2 separate regions of the Mus musculus genome follow, and region 1 is linked to region 2. The links are chromatin loops, found by intact Hi-C in ENCODE. Cell type or tissue: left cerebral cortex. All regions are shown on one strand. Each heading gives the region's core, and the rest is flanking DNA. Links, peaks and the distances in the headings are about the cores only.

The links. Peaks named below come from ENCODE experiments on the same cell type or tissue, not always from the same donor. Only the 100,000 strongest peaks of a DNase experiment are listed, where the experiment ranks them.
Region 1: it touches region 2 in a loop (7-fold over the local background); 30 of 42 quality-filtered maps call a loop at or near these places.

What each region holds. Positions count from the first base shown.
Region 1 is chr2:17,835,712-17,843,014 of GRCm38, forward strand. No RefSeq gene overlaps it. Among named protein-coding and RNA genes, the nearest start is that of H2al2a, 160 kb to the right of the region's middle. In left cerebral cortex, for the core only: no CTCF peak of the experiment used is centred there; DNase peaks (open chromatin) are centred at 3,521, 3,804 and 5,591.
Region 2 is chr2:17,640,990-17,648,292 of GRCm38, forward strand. It overlaps a transcript of Nebl not described here. Among named protein-coding and RNA genes, the nearest start is that of Mir6419, 81 kb to the left of the region's middle. In left cerebral cortex, for the core only: CTCF peaks have their summits at 3,096 and 3,805 (motif pointing right); DNase peaks (open chromatin) are centred at 3,117 and 3,824.

The DNA of each region.
Region 1 (7,303 bases), core at 805-5,804, 190 kb after region 2:
CTAAACCCAGAGCTCACCGATATAGCTGGGGTGGCCAACCAGCAATCCCCAGGGATCCACCTGTCTCTTCTTCCCCATCAATGGAATCAAAGATGCACACTGCCACAGACAGCTTTTGCATGGTTGCTAGGAATAAAACTCAGATCTTTACAATCATGCAGTAAGGATTTTTTGCTCAGCTCTTTGAAATCATTTTATGTCTATCTAGAATGCATAGCAGTGAAATATTTAAAGACTCCATTAAATATCCATTGCCATTATTGATAAATGTAATATTTATGTGTCTTCTGATAATATGGACAGGTTTCTAAGCCAACTGGACTTTCTTGTGTATAAATTTTCAAAAGAATAATGGAATCTTTCATCCATAGAGCCTGTATGTTCTGTTAGCCAGGGCTGGTTTAGACATAACTTCTAGGATGTGCAGACCAAATAGACAAAGTTTTCCAACACATGTGAAGCAGGGGATCTGGGATCCCCTGTAGCTACATACAACAGGAACCCCATGAAGGACTCCACACACATATTCCTGACTGCCCAGTCCCATGGCTGGACCTTACTTCTTCGGAGTCTGCAACTTAAACAACGTGGCAGGGCTACTTATTCTGAACAAGCAATGACTCACTCTGTGGCCGGCTAGAGGTCAGCATTCTGATGGTGTACAATCTCCTTAGCTCACACAGTATGCTGTGGTATAACAGCACAGTGCCATAGTGGAGGTCTCTATCCAGACACTCATCATAGGACAATCTACCAAAGTCTGTTGCCCTACTTCCAACCACCAACGTGACAGTGATGGTGACTCCCCCTAGAACTCCAGGCCAGGCCATTTTAGGCCACACTGCAAGTCCAAGAGATTGGTACTCATGGACACTGGTGTAACTCATGAGAGGCACAAATGGGAATTAGAGCAGGAACGTTATGTCCAAAGGCCAGATATGAGAATCAGCTGTCTCTGTTGGGAATAGAGAAAAGCCCAAAAGAGTTGGGTAGAGATGCCAAATCTGAGAGAAGGAGATAGAAATGGGTAAGCGAAGACAACCAGAGTTGTGTTGTGAAAGCTAAGCCAAAGCACAGCTGGATTGAGTACAAGGGCCTCCTGAGCCTTGTATTCGAAGTATAAGCTGTGCTGTCTCACTGTTTGCTATGGTGGAACATCGCTGGGTGAGCTTGGGAGGGCATGTCCAAAGAACATTAGATTAGGAGGGAAAACAGAGTGATTGTGAGCAGCCGCATCCCATCATGCTAGGGCCCCTCCGATAAAACAGGAAAGGGAAAAAACAGGGGATATAATCTGTCTCTCCCTCCCTCCCTCACTTCCAGCTGCCATGATGAACTGATCCTCTGAAACTGTGGTCCCAAATAATGCTTTGGTCTCTTGCATTCTTTTTGTTCAGTTATTTTGTGATGGCAATGAAAAGTCTAAGGCAGGAAGTACTTGATGGCTAACCAATGTTGGTTGGTTGGTTGGTTGGTTGGTTGGTTGGTTGGTTGGTTTTTGTTTTATTTTGCTTTGTTTTTTTTTTCCTTTGCCACATTGATTTTAAGAGTACGTCTCAAGGGTGGGAGCAGGAGCCTACACTGGAGTTAGAGATTTATAACTTTGGTTTGGTGTTTGGGGAGGGACATGCCTTTGCTCATTGTCTTTGAGCATGGCTAGGAATGTATGCCACCCTAAAGGCAATAGTCATACCCCTTAAAACCAAGAGCAGAGCTAATCTTACAATAAATGACAGACCACGGAAGGCCAAGGAGGGAGAGAGAAAGCACGCCCAGCTTTCATAACCTCACGAGGTCCAGCCAGCCCTGCCTAGCCTTACTTCTGGGGTTTCCTAGGAAGGAAGTCAGTTTTGCTCCCTGATTGCTTAGCTGACTTGTTTAAGTTGCATTGAAACAGAAGCAGCCCTCGGAGACCAAGGCCCACAGGGAATGCTAATACTGAATAACGTCATCCAAGAATCCAGTCCAGACTTCTGCAGCCTCCCAAGCCTAGACAGGACAGTGCCAGCTAGGAGTCAGCCATCCAACCCTGATCAGCTTCAGAGCCACTTCCCAAAGGCCCGGAAGGTTCTGGAGGGTTCCCAGGGTCTGTAGTGTGCCAGCCTCACCGACAGGACCTACTGAGTCCAGTCAATCTCCTGGGCTCCTTCACTGCATTATTAAGTGTTTGACTGGCTTGTTTGCAGCCAAAAGCATTTACTTTTAATTTAGACAATTTCCCCCTTTTTAATTTTGCCTGCCTTTGAAATAGGTCTGCAGAGCGATGCTGTGTCACAGACTGCCCTTGATGTCTGTGTTCATTTGTTAGCATATTTGGCGTATCTGCAGCCAAGAAGCCGTAGGCACTGGATCGTTATGTTCCTCTGTTTTCCCTTTTCAAGGATTCTGTTAAAATCCATAATGTAACCAGACAAGCAGAACATTCAGGCATTCTTCTGAAAGTTAAGCCTTCTGCCTCTGCACCTCCAGTCAGTTCCTGCTTCGTACCTGGCGTCTCTGAAAGAGAAGAACGCTGCCCTTCCGTGTGCCCTCACTAAAGTCTCGGCCACACACAAGGCAGTACCTCCATTAGCCCAGAGCACTTTTCTTTGTTTTCCATCATGCTTCCAGGAGCAGCAAGCAACAAACAACAAACAAGCAACATGTGCAAAACATCAACAGATATCGTACGCTTCAAATCTCAGGGCAGCGGGGGAGGCTGCTGTGGGCAGGAAGCATGCCATTCAAGTTGGTACAGAGGGATAGTCAATTGCAATGATCGCTTTGATCTGCTGATCCCCTTATCGGATTCCTCTCTGCGATTCTGCTTATGGGGAGAGTTTTTTTCTCTCTCATCACTAATCATCTTGCAGGTCCTGGTTTATACCTATTAGACTAAACACACCCTGGGGAAGTAGTGGCTAACTCTGGTCTGTACACATCTGAGATGTCAAAGCGGCAGGAATCCACAGAGCTCCGGGCTTCTCTGATTAATGTCACCGACATGAAACATCCAAATTCTCTGAAAACAAAGCGACTTTCTTTGGACTCCAACTTCAATTCTAGCCTTCAAAAAAGGATGCTGAGGACCATGATGGAATTGTTTCCACCCTGGGTGTCTTACCTTTGAAATAAAGGGGTGTATCACCTTTGACACACACCCACATGCCCAAGGCAACCCATCTTCCTGGCCCTGTCTCTCACTCCCGGCTGTTGCCATGGTTTGCTCAGAAGAGCAGCTGCCCAGAGACAGCATGGAAATGGAGTGCACACTGAGTCAGTCCAAGTATCGTCTAGGATAATGAGCAGAGGTCTCAGGATTTTGAAAGCCAAAATGCCCTGTCTTTTGTAAGGCTGCCCTCAATGGAAAGGGGACAAAGGGAGGAAGGCCTAAGTAAAACAGACTTTGTCTTATTAACCTGGTGCACACGCCTGTGATCGGTGGCTTAGCTGGCAAATTGCAAGGACCTCGATGGGAGATTCAGAATGCAACAAGTGGATGTTGCTATGGAAACGGATCAAATGAACCCCAAGAATGAAGGCCCTCAGCCTGGGGAGAATGCTGGAAGAGGGTGGATGTTGCTTTGAATGCGCTGAGCTGATGTCGGAAGCCCGTGCAAGGGGAACGGCTTCCGAGGCTCTCGCTAACTTGGCGTCCTGAGGGCGACACGAGAAGCTTGCCCCAGGTCAGTTGGTTTAGAAAAAGACGAAGACGTTCTCTGCCCCTCGGCTGAGGACCCAGGCTGCATGAACCTCTGCTAGCTCCAGACTCAGTTGGCCCGAGGCCTGCTGTCCACAGGGCCTGGGAAGTGTGTTCCATCTACAAAAGTCCCTACCCCCATCCTTCGGTGCCAAGGCTGGAAACTCTGGGTGAAACAAAGGAAAGAGACAAACTGGGGCTTTGACTCACTCAAAGAATGGGCAGTCGGGCAGTGGGAGGGTTTACTCTCAGGAAGTGATCAGATTCAAGGTCATACTCCCAAACCCTCCCTCCAAGAAATGCTTCATTTTCCAGATAAAATTAGACTGTGTCAGAGCACACTGGATAAATTTAGGGTTCTACCCTGAGGCTTGGGTTGGGGACAGAGCTGGATTTAATAACATCTGTCATCCCTTCCAGACCCGTGATTCTGTGATAATTGGCTGGCGGGAGCACTGGTTTTCCAGGACACCCATGATTACAAGGCACTCTTTAAATGCACCGTGTAGACACTCCAAACAGCACAGTTGTAGATAATTACCCAGTTGGGAGTTTCTATATATGTAATAACTAACACAGGATAGGCTAGTCAGAGTCAGGGGGCCAGAAAGGTTCTCTGAAAAGGAGAAGTCAGTCCTCGGGGTCCTGAAGGAAGCACGTGAGTCTTCTACTTTGCTCTACTCTATCTACTGTGTGCACAGATGGAGTTCTGTGTCTGGGGTGCTCAAAGTCACAGTAACAAGCCCAAGGGTGGCCATAACAGCGCCAAACAGAGAGGAACACTGAGTTCTAGGCTTTATCCAAAGCTGAGCACCACTCATGCAAAAACCCACAGTGCTCCACAATGTGAAACAGGTTCAATGCCCGTGAGATATGACAAGTCTTCATTCAACACAAACCTTGTTTCAAGCTCAAACTTATTTAAAAATACTGTATTAATTTGCATCTGGATTATGTGCATAAAGTATATATGAAACATGAGTCTTAGGCTTAATGTCAAGTATCAGTCTCAAGCTATTTCCCTACATGTACGCAAACATTTCCTACTTCTGAAACACTCAGAACCTGACTTTTGGAAGATAAGAGTATCAGGTCAAAGCTGTAAGCACGTGAGTTGGGATCTGTGGTCATTTGAATGAAAATGGCCCAATCAAAGAAAACACATGGTGGGACTCATGGCTCTAGCTGCGTATGTAGCAGAGGATGGCCTAGTGCCAACCACAATTCAGCTTTAGTATTTAAAATGCACCCCTCTCACAGCTTGTGACCACTCAGAAGAGAATGATAACTACAAAATCAGGATGATGTCAACAAAAGTATGGGACAGATCTGGAGGTAGTGTACAACTTGTAATGTGCTCAGAAAAATTAAGACTTAAGACGCTATATCCAAGTTTATGATAGTTTACATGGTGTGTAGACTATAACTACTCGGTGGATTTTAGTTACCATATCTGATCAATTTTAGATCTTAAACATAGTTCAGTGGTAGGACACTTGGCTAGCATGTAATGTGCCTGAGTTCAGTCCTTAACACTGAAACAATAGTGACAATGACAATAATAATAATATCTTGCCACATCTACTCAGGAGATTAAAGCAAGAAAATTACATCAGCCCTGGAGTTCAAGGTCAGCTTGGGCAATAAGGTGACTCTGCCACTCAATATGGTAATAGTAACAATAATAACGATAACCGTAATAGCATTAAAAGTCTATTTTGGTCACTGTGAGATCTGAATGTCTCATGAGAATGCAAAAAAAGCAATTCTTCCTGGGAGCAACAGAAATAAGGGTGTTTGTGACTTGTCCCATCTCCCTCTGGACAGGCCTCTCCTGAAGGCATTTCTAGTAGAATGTCAGTTTGGCGCCTCTGAGAGGGCACAGCTGTGTGGAGGCACACAGTAAGACAGACAACTCCAACTGCTGTCTCAGGCAGGGCTGGACTGAAGCCAACAGGCCTACCTCCCTGAGATGAGAACAAGAAACAAGAATGCCTGTGACAGCCATCTCCTGAGTTTCACGGAGATGAGATCTTCAGGATAAAACCTTGCAAGAGCTCTGAGATTCTTGGGAGCACAATGAATGGAGTTGCTTTCATCTTCCTTATCCTCTAAAGAGTGGGTGTTTAATATTCCAAAGCAGGCCAATTTGTCAAACAAAATAATAAATGCTTATGGTTGGAAATACCCAGCCACACCAGAACATTTTACTTCAAAGGTTAGATGTTCCTTTATTATCAAAGATTACTAATATCAACACTTGAGGTAAGAACCCACAGCTCATTAATGCTGCATATAATTGCACCAAGCTGTCCACACTAGCTTTTTCCGCTGGGCTAAATCTGTTGTTTATCAAGACTCACTGAAGAGAATATATTTGCATATTTTAGTGAGAGTAAATGTCTAATAGAGTAAAAAGTTTACCTCTAAGGTAGCGGTCTTCTCTTCCAGCTTTGGTCTCCAGGTATAGATCTGTGCCATCTTCTATTAATTTCCAGTCTGACTTGCACAGAGCAAACACTACAAGGAGAGGGAGACTTGGCTTTGGAAATGAATCAACGAAGAGAATTTACTTAAGACAAATTTGAGTCTTTCTTTGTTCTCCAATTCTCCATAGCTAATAGGCATGAACTCTGTGCAAAATTACAGTAAGAAAATTGTTGTCTGAAATAATTAAAGTGTTTTTCAAGGCATTATCTCAAATTTACAACAATTATACCATCCTCCCCAAAGTCAAACCATCTAGAATTCCACTGAATAGTGGCATCATCTGGTGGACACCAGCGATACTGCAGCCCCCATCCAAGTTTGTTGTCAGCCTTCCATGGGAAATGCTAATTTCCTAAGGAATCTGTAAGCCATCGAAATAAATTCCGTTAACCATACTGAAGTGAGCCTCAGGTTTCCAAATTATTACAGTTCATATAGATAAACCTTACCCACTAATTGAACTTTCCTAGACATTCCTAATTATTCTGTGTACAAATTTTATTTCACCCCAAAAGGTCATGAGCTACCTGAGATCCAGGCTTTCAACTTTTTCTTACCCTTTAGACTTCCAACTTGATCCATGGGTTCTTGGTTTCAACTTGGCAGGGGCTGGATATATAAAGAAAGAGAGTATGCTCCTAAAAGTATGCAGAATGTGTAAGTCTGCATAACATTTATTTACTTTGGGAGAAATTATAAATGAGTGTAGCTGTTATGGGAAACCATGCTTTGGGCTAGAAAGAGTACATCCATACCTCTTTGTGTGACTATATGTATGTGAGGCTAGAGGAGTAAGATCAGATCTCTCTGGAGCCAGGATGTTGAGAACCAAACTCAGGGCCTCTACAAGAGCAGTGCACATTCTTAACCCCTGAGTGCTCTCTTTCTTTCTCTCTCTCTCTCTCTCTTTCTCTCTCTCTCTGTTGCCCATGGCTTAGTTTTAAAAACCATAGTTTGAAACCAATTAATACTGTCCATGTAGTGTTAAGACCATTTGCTGCTCTTGCTCATGATGCTGATTCAATTCCAAGCACTAAGTGATGGGTCACAGCCATCTGTAACTCCACTGGCAGGGGATAGGACACCCTCTTCTGGCCTCCATTGGCACCAGACACAAACAAAGTATATATATGC
Region 2 (7,303 bases), core at 944-5,943:
GAAAGAGAAAGGCAGCCACCACAGGGCACATTTCACTAGTGCCTACTCATGCATGGACAACGAGCTTCGTGTCTTAAAGCCTCCACAAAGACAGAGCCCAGCTTTTGCCAAAGCCCACCATGACTCCTCTAGAGGTATGCACTCCAAGCACAAAGGTGGCCTACATGTGCTCCACCCAAAAGCCTTCTGCTTTCTTTCCCAAAAACAGGGTCTCCCACCTAATGGCTATCCAGCCATCCTATTAGCAAACACAAGAAAAAATAGAAGAGTTGTTAATACCACAAAACCTACCATTGCTGTGATTTTGTTTTTGTACCAATCCATGGGAGTTCCTTGACTCAAAATTCTGTTTAAAATCTTCACCAGGTCAGATCTACCCCCGTCTCTGATCCCAATACCCAACCCAATCCGTACTATTAGCATAAACACTTAGTTAAAAATATTTTCCATTTTTAGCTATGTCTGTTTCTTTCTTGCTGTTTATTCGGGGTATTCCCAGCCTCTTCATCAGTCCCAGTGGTGCTGAGAGCTCATCAGAGGCAGAAACCCCACTGCAGGTGCAGATGGGATTCCTAGATGCTAACATGGTCATCCTCACAGAGGATGCTGCTAACAGAGACAGCATGCTAAGCCATCTCTAACAACGCTGCTCCCGTTACTCATTTAACTTCAGAACCACATGGAAAGAAGCAAAACAAGGGAAAATGGGATGCAAGAGGAGTTTCTGTCTTCTGAAGTAAGAATGGGACATCCTTGGTTGAAATGCTGTGACAATCTGGATTACAAACCCACAAAGGGGCCTAACAGCAATGACAGCTCTCCCTCATCCTCATCCTCAAGGCAGTGGTCCCAAGATCCTCTGTGAACACTGAAATCCTCAGGTTTTAATTATCATATTACCTCTCGTATTGTAAATCATCTCTTGACCATCACGTAGAAAACCTAATGCGACACAAGTGTTACGGCCAGGGTTGACCTATTTAATCATTCAGGCACAGTGATGATTTTTCCAAAGCCTATGACTGTTTAGTACAGATGCCGTTGCTTCTCCTGAATATTTTCAACCAATGGTTGGTTGTGGTTGAACCTATAGATGTGGATAAGGGGCACTGACGACACTTTCATAAAAGTTAGAGGTCCTCTCATGACCATTTAATTTCTAATTTTTTTAAAAAGTGGCTCAGAAGTGACTGAGGCATGTCACCAGTTCATAACAAGAGGTGCTGGAAACTAAGAGTGTGGGTTTTTTCCTTCATTGATACCCAAAGGAACAAGACCTAGGAAGAGTGCCACGAGGAACCGATGGCACTCTCGGGCAGTTTCCCTGGGGATGTGGGACTATGACAACTACTAGCCTCTTTCAAGAAGGAGGAAAGTGTCAGGGTTGTTTTATCACAGAGCCCATGTAGTTGTTCAAAACTTAAGACTGTGCCCCTGGTCCAGTGGGGACTATCTCTGTAGCAGTCCCCCTCATTTCCCTTGTACAACCCCCAGGGAAGCTGCCAGAAACCACAGGATTTTTCAAACTACAGTATCACCTTTCTCCATCACCAACCTGCCAACACTCTGATACCCTCATAAAACATTTGAAAATCACACATTTGATAAGAGATTAATATCCAGAATGCAAAGAGCTCCCACAGTTCAATAACAGAATAGCAAACATGCCAGTTTATAAGTGGGTAAAGACTTTGAACAAACATTTTTCCAAAGAGGATAAGCAACTGACCAATAAACTAAAAAAAAAGGGGGGTCCAAATCACTGATCATCAGAAAGATGCAAATCAAGATGCACCGTACTACTTCATGGCCGGTATTTTTTTAATGGTGTTAGTGGAAATGTGGGGACATTGGTATGTGTGGGTGTTCTATATAACCCAGAACTCCATGTCTGGATCTGTCCTGCCAAAAAGCAAAGTAGAAAATCAGATGTACACTCACAGTCACACTCCATTCATCAACAGCAGCCACAATGTCAGAGCAGGCGAGCTGACTACAGCAGAACAAATGGAGAAGCAAAATGTGGTGTGTACGCAAGGCTGAGTGGCACCTTTAGAAAGAGAGGAAGTTCAACACTCAAAAACACGTCAGCATGTTGAGAACGTTATACACAGTGAAATAAGCCAATCGCAATGGGAGAAGTACCATTTTATTTATGCATGTGAAGCACCTAGAGAGGTCAAATTCATAGACACTGTGGTGGTCATGGTCAGGGGAATAAGGAGTCAGTGTGCAATAAATAAATGCTGATTATCTAAACATTTGTGTAACATTTGTGGTTAAGAAGTGGATGGTCAGCATTCTGGCACTCCGCGGTGGTGGTGAGCGCACAGCCATTGGGTTTAGTTAGTAGCACATAGAACCCATTCTAAGTGAGCAAAGTAGTCGTATACTATCTCTATTTTTCATAATAAACATGATAGGTATAAAAAGTAGCCAACACAGATTTTAAAATTATCTACATTATAATATCTGATATTAAGGCCAGTGGTTGACATTTATATTGCCCCTGAACAATACTGGAGGGGGTAAATACCACTTTTCTTTATAAAATAAAAGGCAAGGGGGGCAGGGGAAAGGGCTCTGCTCTCACTCATCCCCAAAACTTCTCCAAAGCACAGTAAGTTTTAAGTTACTTTTGGCACCAAGAAGTAAAACTATGTGAATGTATGTATGCATGCATGCATGCATGCGTGTATATACATATACTTAAAACCATATTAGTCTTTTGTGGTTTGTCTATTTAATTTAGCCTTCTATCACTTTTACAATTTTAATTCTGTGTCGTTTTGATTTCATACTTTCTCTCACTCTATGCCTCATTCAGAAATCCTCTAACACTGGTCCCTCTACCATGTACCTGTGTGGCGGAGAAAGTCTCCTCCCTCTACATTAAGATTGTTAGATCTAAAATTGAGAGGGAAAACAGACTCAACAGATGTCTCAACGGTCCTGGCTATGGGCTCTCAGCATCATTAATGAGCTCAAGTAAAAGCTTCAGCCATTTGAAAAGCTGGACCGATAGGCCAAGCCCAACAATGATGCAGAGTGAAGGCAGCAGTAAGCACTATCCCTCAGTGCTATTCCGAAAACGAGCTTTGGGGGGCAGCGAGGCAGTAGGTACATAAAGAGAATACATTCTACTGGAAGGAAAGCACAACAGTCAAAACTCTACATTTATTCACTCTTTGTGCCCAGATTCAGTCCGCAAATAAACCCGGTGGCAAAAGCACAAAAATACAAGGATGGAATGGGATCTGGCATATCCTAAAATGTTTTATTACTTCCTGTTACTTATAGTATGGTTAATAGCAACCAACCACTATTGCTTTAATATTATTATAGGAGTTGTAATGAACAGTTTTGTAAGAGAAACAAATAATGGAAATAGGAGAAGTTAGAGTAAACGAGTGGTTTTCTTCCCTAGAGTCCTTCATACTCTCAATATGAGTCAGCAGTGTCTACAGAACTTATCATCCTGAACTCTTACCCAGGCTAATACACCTGGAAAACCTTCTCAGTTTCCAATGCACACAACTTCCTTCCTTCTGTTTCTATGAATGACCTGTACACACATGTCAAAGTCCTCCATTCCCATGACATAATCACTTGGGTAGGACTTCAAAGGTTTTGGATGCTGAAATTATCATGCACCTACACCTTGCATCCAGAAGTTTCATGTTCCAGATCATTCTCTATACATGCATCCAAGGCAAATACACTTGCTCTTGTTTTTAGAGGGAAAGAGATAAGGAGATGGGTCCTTGGACAAAGCTGAAGGCTGAGGCTAGTTCAGCTTGCTTCTGCCTCGGGCCACGTGGTGGCACTGTTGATTCCAGTTTGCTTCCTGCTGCCAATATGTCAATAGGCAACCTTAACAAGCATATGTGGCTCTTGCCCCATAAGAAACTTCATTAAGCCCTGGAAGCCTTAGAGAGATAACAAACACCTGTATCTCCATGACCTCCAGATCTGAATGGAAACCACCTGGGAAGACCCTCCTCTCCCCATGCCTCCTCCTTTCAGAACACCTCCTTGTTTTCTCTCAGTGCCCCTCAGCTTGCTTCCATGGAACCATGGACTCTAGTCAGAGCCTCCAATGATGTGTGGCACTCTGGTAAAGTACCTTGGGTGCTGCTCTGGCAGTGGTAACAATGGGGAAGGGACTGGGGAAGGAAATGGGATTTTTAGAAGTACCTATATGTTGATAATGTTTTTAATACAACAGAAAATTCAATGCACAGATTTTATTTGATAAATCTTCCAACATATCTGTGGGGAAAGTCCTATTTTGAAGCTAAGGAAAAGAAACTAAGGGTCTTGGGGGTTAAGTACTTCCTTAAAAGCAGGCCCCAGAATTTCTGGACCCAGGACTCTTATCCAAGTCCCCAACAGCACACCACCTTGTCACAGCCAATATTTAACAGGCTCCCAATGAAAATGCATCCAGAGGCCCAACACTGCTGAACAGCAATAGAAAAGAACAGGGCAGCCCGCCTGTCATGAGGGTGTGTGGCTCTTATGTTCACCTAACCCACTCTACATCTGCCCCATAAAACCCACCTACTGGTTTCATATTACATCATGTGTTCACTTTGATTCTCCTCCTTCAAAATGGTCAACATCATCTCTTTTAAAGGATTTCAGCTATATAAGAATTCAGAGGAAGCAAACCACACTGATGCACATCACTGTTTGGTCCCTTGTGCCTCCTGAGATAGCTCTACTTTCATTCAATATTGATTACTGCTTCTCTCTATAAAAAGGGAATATTACAGAGGACTTGAGCAATGACCATGAGTATATCAACAATTTTTCATTCTTGCAAGGAATGGCATGTACTGAGATTCCTCAGTACGAAAATCAGTGTTCTGTGATGTCTGAACAAACTCCAAACATTAATTATCACCAGTGAAATAAAAGACACAGGGAGGATATTGAAGACAGCTGTGAACTTACTATAAGCGTTTAGTTTATGGTGTCTTTTTTAAAAAATGGTTGATTGAAATGAATACCAAAGTTTTAAAGAAACACAGCACAGCTCACATATATACATGAGTTCTATTTATATTGACACATATATGCCTTACATATAAAACAAAAGAATGTCATCATTTCCTTACACAGACACTTTGGGTTAGTGTGTGTGTGTGTGTGTGTGTGTGTGTGTGTGTGAATACAGGTACTGAGGAGGCCAGAAGTGTAGGTTCTAGTGGGTTGTTGGCCTGATGCTGCTTATATTCTAATGCTAATACTGGTTCCTCAAGACTGGTTGCTCCAAAGAGAGTCAACACAGAGACACAATGCGACCTTGCCGCCAAATTATTTCTGATTGGTAAGTGAAGATGCAGACAGCCAATAGCTGGACAGAAGAGACATGGGTGGGGTAGAAACACCAGGTCAGGAATAAATATTTCTACAACAGATGGATCCCCTGGAGCTAAAGTTACAAATGGTCCTGGGGATAAATCTCAGGTCCTCTGGCAGAGCAGTAAGTACTCTTAACCACTGAACCATCTCTCCATCCCATATTATTTACATATTCTATGGTCTTGAGATTGCCAAAAACTCCACAAATTCCTCTTTTGACATTGCATTCAATGCCTGAGACATACATTTTTTTACTTTCCTATCTGTTGATAAATATTCATATCTGGGGGGTTGGATTTCAGTTAGGGGAACTGCTGCGTCAGTTGGGAGTAAAGCTACCACATGGGCTGGAGGAAACTGCTTGCTTCAAAGACAAGATTCATTCACTGAATTAGTCAAGTAACAGTGGTGCAGGACAATCTGGAGTTGGTCTCTCTCCCTAGGGTCCTGCAAGCAGATAGACAAGAGAAGACAAGCAGGTAAATGAATAAAGGCTTACAAAGAAAATGCTCCCAAGAAGATCTGGGCAACTCTGGCATCTCGGCAGCTGGGAGAAGCCATGATGAGCTTCTGGACTACCTTAAAGCAGAGAGTTTAAAAGCAGGCCCAGGAGGAGGTGGTGTCAAACCCATTTGAGCAACAGCAACTTCAGTATCTACAATGACCTAGACTGATCATGCAGACATTCAGATTATCATATGTGTTACTATTAATTAACATTTAACACATAAACACATATTTTTCCTAGGTCTATTCACCAAGAGAAACAATGATACCCTGATAGCAAGAAGACACCCGAATGCTGACTGTCAGTGAGATTGTTTCCCTGTCAGAGATACTTGGATAAATGGTTGATTCCATGGATACAGGCAAGAAAAGTATTCAATGAACAGGGACATCATTTCTGCCAGAAAGCTATGCCCAAAGAATTGGGGGAATGGGACAAAGGTCACAGAAAATTACAATGCCTGGTATGGGACAGTTTAAGGATCAAAATAATGGTGAATTAGCATCCCTTGAATAGAATGAAAAACCCTAAGACATGCTGGAAAAATAAATGGACAGTAAAGATAGATACATGGTTTCATAGATTCAATTGTTTCTCAACAATTCTTAGTAATTTGTAAGGCATGATCTTGACTAATGATGAACCTTAATAAATCAGTATTGCTGTCAATCAAAACCTGTGTCACTGGATGGATGTGTCTTAGTTAGGCTTACTATTGCTGCAATGAAAGACCACGACCAAAAGGCAAGTTGGGGAGGAAAGGATTTATTCAGCTTACACTTCCATACTGCTGTTCATCACCAAAGGAAGTCAGAATAGGAACTCAAACAAGGCAGGGATCTGGAGGCAGGAGCTGGTGCAGAGGCCATAGAAGGATGTTGCTTCTTGGCTTGCTTCCCCTGGCTTGCTCAACCTGCTTTCATATAGAACTTAGAACCACCAGTCCAGGGATGGAATCACCCACAATGGCTGGGCCCTCCCCCTTCAATCACTAATTAAGAAAATGCCATACAGCTGGAGCTTATGGAAACATTTTTTCAATTGAGGTTTCCACCTTCCAGATGACTCTAGCTTGTGCCAAGTTGACATAGTCTAGCCAGCACAAGATGTGTTCAAAGAACACAGCAAGAGTTCCACAAATCTCCTGCTGCTGATACTTGGAGATAATCATGAAAATGCACTCATAACCCAAACCGAGGGATGTGACAGCCCTTTCAACAAGACATGAGAGTCACTAGACACCGAAGGAATTTGTGCAGGTCAGCAGAAGCCAAAAAAGGGCAGCAACCAAGCACAACACATCATACTAGACAGGAACCTCCTACCAAAAAAGGAGGAAAGGGAATATTGACACAGCTGAAAAGCTAATAACAGAATCTTAGGGCCAAACAATATTGATACTAGTTTCCTGGGCTTGATGGCATT